Regions from separate parts of the Homo sapiens genome. Here region 2 is linked to region 1. The links are chromatin contacts, found by Hi-C in ENCODE. All regions are on one chromosome and are shown on one strand. The core of a region is the stretch at or near the end of the contact, and the rest is flanking DNA. Distances in the headings are between cores, read along the strand shown. Region 1 holds the start of LHX5-AS1 (LHX5 antisense RNA 1). Region 2 holds the start of TBX5 (T-box transcription factor 5).

Region 1 (3,865 bases), core at 550-3,049:
TTGGGGGTGGGGTGGGGGAGGACCCAGGACTCTAGGGACCCCACATCTACTCACACCCATGTCTCTAAACAGGGCGAATTTGGGTGACATTGATGTAGTGAGGGCATTAGAAGCCATAAGTCACTTTTGGCCTTATCCGGCAGCGTAATTGGCCATATGCACCTTATCAAAAATCATTAGGCACTTTGCAAGCACTGCTACATTAGGGGCATCGGGCCTCCGGGTCCAGGGAGTTAACACGTGTAAAGGAGCGGCTGACATTTTCTCCCATTCAAATTCTCAGTGCGGAGTCGCTGGGGCCGGCAGGCTGCCTTTCTCTGTGGCGTGATTCACGCCCCCATTCCTCAGCGCGGGGAATTCCTGTTCACAAAGCCGGCTCTGGGTGCCCAGAGGAAACAGGTAGGGCTCAGCTGCCCCAAACTCCAGTGGCTTCCAGGCTGGGGAAACTGAGGCCCAGAGAGGTGATCTGCCCTGGCCAGCCACAGGGCCCACAGGGGTAGGGGGGCTGGGGAGGTGCCACAGCCCAGTCTAGACCCCAGAGGTCCTGATTCTCAGCCTCGATTTCGTTTCTACTTTTCAACATGGGAGGAAATGTTTAAGGGGTTGGGAGGTGGGTGGGGGAGGTTCTCTCCTCCCATCACCAGGGGAGACCTTCCTCGCTGGGCCCCCTCTGGAGCTGAGAAGTTTCTGTTTGGGATTGCGGCCGATGGGCTCACACATTCTGCCTGGAGCGAGAAGCCTTCAGGCGTCTCTAACTCATGCAAAAATCCTTCCTCTCTCTCGGGACGGGGCTTGAAGCTTCTGTCTTGGGGTTGCAGCTGCTTGGAAGGGGCGGAGAGGAGTGGATAGCAAGTTTGTCAGGGCTTCCTCCCTCTGCCCCGCCAGCGCTCTGAGCCGGCCTCGAGCCAACGTGAGGCAGCGAAGCAGCGTCCTTCTTCCTCCGCCTGGGCTCGGGACCTTTCCTGGACCAAGGACAGGAGGAGAGCAAAGTGCTGCCCGCTCCCCATCTAAGCTTGTGATCCGGGGAGGCTGGGATGGGGATGGGGGTATCCCCTTCCCCAGCGCCCCAGTGGAGCGCGCGCAGGGTGGGCGCGCAGGCAGCAGAGCGGCGCGGCCTCTTACCTGAAAAAGTCATTTTTGCAGTAGAGCTTGCCCTCGCGCGAGAAGCACTTCTCCGAGAGGTTGGTTTTGCACTCGCAGCACTGAACACATTTGATGTGCCACGCGCGGTCCAGCACGTTCAGCAGAAAGCGGTCGAGGATGGGCCGCTCGCAACCGGCGCAGTGCACCATCATAGCCCCGCGCCCCGGCGGCTTCGGCCGCCTTGCCCTCCCTTTGGGCCCCTGGCCCTCGGGCCTGCCGGGCCCTCCGCTGCCCTTCGCCTCTTGTCTCAGCAGCTGCAGGGCGAGTCTGGTCCGGACCAAGACTCAGCCGGTCCAGTCCTTGGGCAATCTCTGGCCTGGCGCTGGGCTGCCCGGAGTGGGGTGGTGGGGGGCGGGTGGCGTTCACAACCTCATGCCACGGGCCGCACGCCCCGGCGCCTGTTCCGGGCTTCCCCAGGTATCTCGGGTGGCTGCTGGCCTCGGCGCTGCGGAGCGGCTTTCCCCGGTGGCGGAGGCGCCGGCACTTTCCCCCACTTTCAAGCGGTCCGGATCCTCATCTTTGTCTGGTCGCCGCGTAATTCGCGCATCCTTATTCAGATTTGGTGACGTGGCGCTGCACGTAGGGGGCCCAGCGGCCAATGGGCGCACCGTGGCCATGGCAACCTCTTAAATTTATAGCATATCTAAATTGGCTACAGCGTTGCTGTCCGGACAGAGCAAAAAAAACAAGGCATCAGTATTGTTGAGTATTAGCTTGTACCTGGTTCGGAGGCTAAGTAAGTATTTACCTTCCAGTTTGGGGCTGACGGGGCGGGGGCAGCGCGAAACGAAAATTGCGTCTCTCTTCCTCTCTCTTTCTCCTCACAAATATTTGGGGGTCACGGGTTCCAAGGCCTAGTCCGGGAGGTACCCCTGCCCCCTTCGCCATCCCTGGAACTTGCAGAAGTTGCCCCACGCCCCACACTTCGCTCCCCTTCTCCAGCCCAGCCAGCCCAGATTGGATTCCCCCACCCCCGCGCCCCCTCTGCGCCCTGAAGCTGCGTCAGCGCGGTTCTCCCGGCTCCTGGAGCCGGCCCCGGCTTCTTTTTGTCATACACGGGGCTGGGGCCCAGCCGGGCCTTTCTCATGGAGAGAGCTAGTGGAGACCGCGCGGCCTGGGTAGTTTTCCCCGCCCGGCCGCCGAGCCCAGGCCCAGGCCCAGGGTGGGGAGGCGGGGGAGCAGGAGGGGTGCCATTTGGCCTGGTCCCGAACTCCAGAGTTTCAGGCCTGAGTGCGCTGCTCACGGGGCTCTGAGGGAGATGTGGACAGGGGGAGATTCAGGGTGGACGGGTCTTCCCGCAGACAGCTCGGAGGTGGCACTCACCACGTCTCTCCTTTCCTCGCTGCACCTTCCAGATTCCAGGTCAGCCTATGGGGCACTGTGGTGAGTGGGTCGTACGGCTGAGGCGGGGGACACCAGCGACTATGAGAGCGCTGTTTGTATTCACGCCGTGCGGGCTGGGTGTGCAAGTTCGTCCCCTCATTGGGCGCAGGAGAAGCGGCGCACGTATGTTCCGTGCTCGGCAGGGCGCCCAGAGTGTGAGGAGAGAGAGTGTGTGTGTGTTAAGGGGGAGGGGGGATGTTGGCAGGTGTGCGTGAGGAGGGGGTGTGTGGGTCTGAGTAGGAGAAGGGACCAGGCCTCCTTTCCCCTGGGGCCAGCGTGGCCACCAGGGATCCTAGTTGGGGAAGCCGGGAATGGGCAACCAGGATTTGCCTTTCGCTTCTGGAAAGGGGGCTGAGGGAGTAGGGCCTGGGACCAAGGGCTGGAGCTGGAGGGGTTTGTGCCAGCACTTGGCTGTGAATGTTTGTTTGGGTGTGTTTCCTGAGCTTGTTAGTGTATACTCGCTGTTTGAGAATTCCATTTTTGCATCTGTTTATTGTGTTAGTACCATCAATCCTGTGAGTAAATTTCTGCGTGTGCGTTTTCGTGTGTGCAGATTCGTGTGTTTGTAATTGTGTATGGTCCTGCTAATGTTTGTGTTTATCACTGTGTGCACTTTTATTTTTGTTGGTCTGTGCCTATGTGTGTTTGCTTATTTGAGGATGCATAAATGTGAGGGTGTTTTCATGTGTACGTGTGCATTCACGTAAGAGTGTTTGTGTCTGTGTTTGCAAGCATTGATGTGAAGGTGTACTTTGAAAAATCTGAATGTGTGTGTTTGTGTGTAGGTGAGGGCGTGCATGCTTGAGACCCTGTGTGTATGAGACTGAGCTGGCTTGGTTGTGTTTGTGAGTGCAGAATTCTGAAGAGCTATGTTTGTGTGCCAGTCGCTGTGTGTGTGTGCCTGCAAATGTGTGTATTTGTGCAAACAGTAGTTTTTTGTTTATGCAACTCCTGTAGGCTTTTGTGTGTGTGTGTGTATGTGTGTGTGAGGGGGTTATGTTTGTATTTGTGTTTGTGTGTGTACTCCTAGCTGCGCTTACCTTTGTGGATTCGGAGGTTGAGGGAGCAGGATTTGTGGATGCCTGTGTTGGGGCTCAGGGATGCCCACTTGTCCCCCTTCCTCTCAGGCCTAGCACTGTCCCCCACAGTATCTAGGGGAGGTGATCTTGCTAGGGACAGGGAATTGGTGAGTGCTGGTTACAGAGTGGAGCATTGACTCACCAGCCAGCCCGCTGGAAAAGGAATCCCTAACCCGGGCAGCTTCTGCTTATTGGTGCTGTTACCTGACCCTCTAGCTTGTCAGGGGACAGGCATCTACAGAGCATAGTAGTAACGCTGG
Region 2 (3,865 bases), core at 418-2,917, 930 kb after region 1:
AGAAAAACACAGAAGGGGAAGGTTGTGCAGATTGAGACTAGGTTCAAAAGAGAATTCATATACACCTTTTACCAGTTACAGGCCTTAACATTAAAAGTCCTTTAAAATTAAACATCCTTTTCTTTATCCCAACCTTAAGTAAGATTCGTTAAAAGATAAAAAGTAGCCAAACAGAAGACTAGATGAAGAAAGTCACCGTGCAGCCGTTCCGAGGAAGGCTCGTCACTGGGTGCCCGCCACCAGCGCTCTGATGCCGGGCGGGGGATGGCGGGCATTTTGTGGAGTGACCAGGCCGAAAGGGGTTTCTCTGAACTTCAGCCAGGCCTGGCCTGCTAAAACTGCAGGCTCAGGCTCAGGATTGGCGAGGACAAAATCATTCTCGGATAAGTCCTAGGCTGGAGACATTGAATCTGCAGCCCGGGTCCCCGCAATGCATAGAACGGCCCGGGTTTGCAGGCGTATGAGCTTAGAACACACAAAATAACTGCCGCAGAGCTGTTCAAGCCCGATGAGCCTGTCTCCTGCTCTCTGATCTCCTTCCAATCTCTTCTATACGCAAGTAGGAATTCCCCCTAGAACGGGAAGACTTTGGGAAGCGGGCACAAGCGATGGTCCCCCAAAACCTCAGCAGCTGCTTAAGCAAGCGGCCAGATCCCACCCTGACCTGCTGTGGCCAGAGATCTAGAAATGGGGCCGAGGAGAAGGACAGCTTCTGAGGCCTGACTTGCAAGCAGCTTTCTTCGCCTCGTTCTCGGGGCTTCAGGGAGGCGGCGACTGGAGCCCCGCTGCCTACTCACAACAAAAGAAAGCAGGGCTGGCGCCCCTACACGCGCTCCCATTCACTGCCGGCCGCGGGGAGAATCCTACCCCGCGCCCTCGCCAGGGTCCCGGGGAGCTCTGGGCTGGCGGAGGCGAACAAGATGCGGTTTGACAGAACCAGGCCGTGCTTCTGCAAACCTCAATGCCGCTCCGCCAGCCGCGGCGGCCTCCCAGACTCCATTTGCCGGGGAGCTCCGAGCCGCGCAAAATCTCTGCAAGCTGTGCTCTGCAGAATGCAAAGCCGGGCTGGAATCCGCCATTCCCGCCGCCCCAGCCGACTCGGCCGACGAGCTCCCTCCTGAGCCTCCCGGGCCATCTGCCGGGACGGTTACCTCGTTCGGTGAAGCCGGTGCATTCACCACATCCTCTGCTGCTCCTAGCAGGGAAGCCGGCGGTGAGGCGGGGGAGCAGGCATGGTGGCTCCGGGGTTTATGCGGGGTTTACTGCTTACCCAGAATAGCGGCTACTGCTGCCTACTAGGGCGCACCTACCGCTGGAGCCTCCGCGGCGACTGCCCACCTCCAACACACACCTCCTCTGCTGTGCGCTTGCTCTCCCTAAATACTTCCCAGTTGGCAAGCGCCAAAGAACACAAAATAGCCTCCAAGAGCACCGGCAACCATATAATCTCAGTGCCCCGCTCCTCCTTTACACCCCCAGGGAGGGAAAGTTGGAAGCCCAGTGAATGGTCGAAGTCCTTTCTGAGCGCAGCTTTCAGGATTAAAGTTCCCGGATTCGAGGTAAGAGTCAGTCTCTCTCACTCTCTCTCCCTCTCTCTCTCTCTCTGAAATACAAGCCAACTCAGCTGAGCACAGTGACGTTGGGTTGCCTCGATGCTCACAAAGTACTGAAATCGCCTATCCAACTAGCTCCCACTGCACTCTGTCGCCCTCCCCCTTCTCTCTCCCTCCCACCCTCCCGTCCTCCCTTCCCCCCACCCCAAATTTCCACTAGATTTCCCGAACACTCAAATCACAATACGACTCTCAACACAGACCTGCAATAACTCCCTCCTCTCTACCCCTTTCCCAACCTCCATCCATCTCTGCTTCTCTGAGCAAGCGGTGGCTGCAAAAACTCCTGCACAAATCATTTCAAACGCGGTCGGCTTCTAATCGGGAAGTAATCTCAGTGACGCTGGCGGTGCAGAGAACCGAGTCTGGACGCACACACACAAACACACCGCGGGCCTCCGCAGCCTTGCAGACATTCTCTCCAACGCTGACCTCGAGAAGGAGAGCTGCCTGACCCCGCCTGGCCGGCGCTCGCCTTCCTGACATCTCCCCTCCACCCCCTACTCATCACCCCTACTCTCAACGACTCTGGGGTGAAGGCAGGGTGAAGGTGCATTGGGATGGGGGCCGAGATCAAAGATGCTAAGAAATCGCTGCGGGCCCTCACCCCCCACCCAGTGGGGCCACCAGACGTCCCCTGCTCCAGGTGTACACAAGGCAGTGCCCAGTTTTATTAAAATAATCAAACAGTCACTGGGGACTGGCTAGGGTTTTCATCTCCACTGGTCTCCTCTCCTTGCCCTTTCCCTCTCTGAGATGTATTTTTTTTTTTTAGGGTGAGTTGAAGAGGTCAATAAAAGCACAAACACAGTCAGTAGGTCTCAGTCTGAGCAGACCCAGATTGGGACACCGAATATTGGTGCTTGGAGTAAATGTCAGGAGTCCTGTTCTGTTTCCCATCCTTACCTCCTGTACCCCCATCATACTGATTTTTCTAGGGTTCTGATAAGAGACTTGGGCCTGCAAGTCAAGGTCTGGAGAAAGGGATGGAGGGAGGAGAAATGCCCCGAGGTCAGCAGCTGTGTAACCCTCTGTGACTGCTCTGCTAAAATCCCAGGCCAGGCCATTGCTGCAAAATGCCAAAGTGGAGAATCTCCAACCCTGAATGTGGGGCAACCGGGGAGAAAGCCAGCCCTCCTTTGCTATGGTGCTCACTCCACCTTCCAGGTTTGTTTGCAAACAGATATTTTCCCTTTGCCCAGGCGATGTATTTATTTGTGAAAACACCCTCACCCTCCAAGTCAGCTTGGAGGCCTTTAGGCTTGCTGGCAAGGCGACCCTAGGCCGAAGACACGAAAAACAAACATGGCATCGGAAGAAGGCTGAACCGCTACATCTCCAGTAGAGGGAAAGGGAAATCCAGAAAGACCTTCCCAATCCCTTTAAGTTCTCAGAGATTTGGGGATAAAATTAATTCCCATAAATAATCTTCAGGCCCCTCCAGAGAGGAAAAATCTGGACTCTCCCAGGTAATAGCCCAGCCAGATTTGCTTAGCTCATTGAGCACAGATGGTCTGGGCCACCAAGCAAAATAGGGATTTTCAAACCTTTCGAGAGAATCCATTCTTGCCAGGTGACACACGAAGCCATTCTTATTTCGTTCATGAGAAGTAGCAGCACAGCAAGAGAAGATTCAGCAAGACTAAGACGGGGTGAAAAGCCAAGGAGGGCCAAGTGCAAAGAGAAACCTATTTCCCCCCTCAGTCCTCCAGGGTGAAACTCACCTCCAACTATCCCACCTCTTCTTTGGAGCGCAAAAGCCAGGAGTGCGCCTCGCTGGAGAGCAGGGCTCAGGTGAAGACTTTGAAAAGGACCACCAAAAGAGACCTCTTTAGGCCAGGTCTTCTTCCAACGTCTGTCAAGAAGAGCACGTACCTCCCAGCTCAAGGTTGGTTTGTGGTCTCCGACAAATTAAATATTACTGTTTATTACCAGGCATACCCCAGTAAAATAAAGAGGCAACCAGGCGATAGCGACTATCTCACCAGCCGCTGCACCTATAGGACTTGGAGACGTCACGAGTCACGCAACCGGCCCGCGCGCTGTCACGTTTGGCTGGGGGGCAGCGGCGGGAGGTAAATTTCTCTCCGTCTTCGCCTATCAGTGCCGGGTCTGCGCAGCCACAGGTTCCGGACGTCTTGGCCCCGGGAATAAATAAAGACATAAACCAACCCGGCTTTCTCCGGAGGAATGAGGGTGATGAACATAAGACACAAATAGAGCCAAGATCGACTTTCTTAGGAAGGGGGAGA

Evidence for each region. A loop is a pair of places that touch in the nucleus more often than their neighbours do. Pooled maps may share reads with other maps.
Region 2: a map of naive thymus-derived CD4-positive, alpha-beta T cell shows a loop between it and region 1 (13-fold over the local background). The contact joins the promoter of TBX5 here to the promoter of LHX5-AS1 in region 1. A Hi-C loop is called at or near these places in 1 of 168 maps with a recorded cell type or tissue (naive thymus-derived CD4-positive, alpha-beta T cell), 22 of 37 single-sample maps with no recorded cell type and 14 of 50 pooled maps.

The regions. Positions count from the first base shown.
Region 1 is chr12:113,470,204-113,474,068 of GRCh38, forward strand. LHX5-AS1 (LHX5 antisense RNA 1) reads left to right here and starts at 1,800. Exons shown (of 2, transcript NR_126425.1): 1 at 1,800-1,879. LHX5 (LIM homeobox 5) reads right to left here and starts at 1,668. Exons shown (of 5, transcript NM_022363.3): 1 at 1,123-1,668. The coding sequence starts at 1,295. RefSeq lists an enhancer at 750-1,550.
Region 2 is chr12:114,404,477-114,408,341 of GRCh38, forward strand. It overlaps TBX5 (T-box transcription factor 5), which reads right to left and starts at 1,668. Exons shown (of 9, transcript NM_181486.4): 1 at 1,152-1,668. TBX5-AS1 (TBX5 antisense RNA 1) reads left to right here and starts at 3,719. Exons shown (of 3, transcript NR_038440.1): 1 at 3,719-3,809. RefSeq lists enhancers at 870-1,556, 1,595-2,095.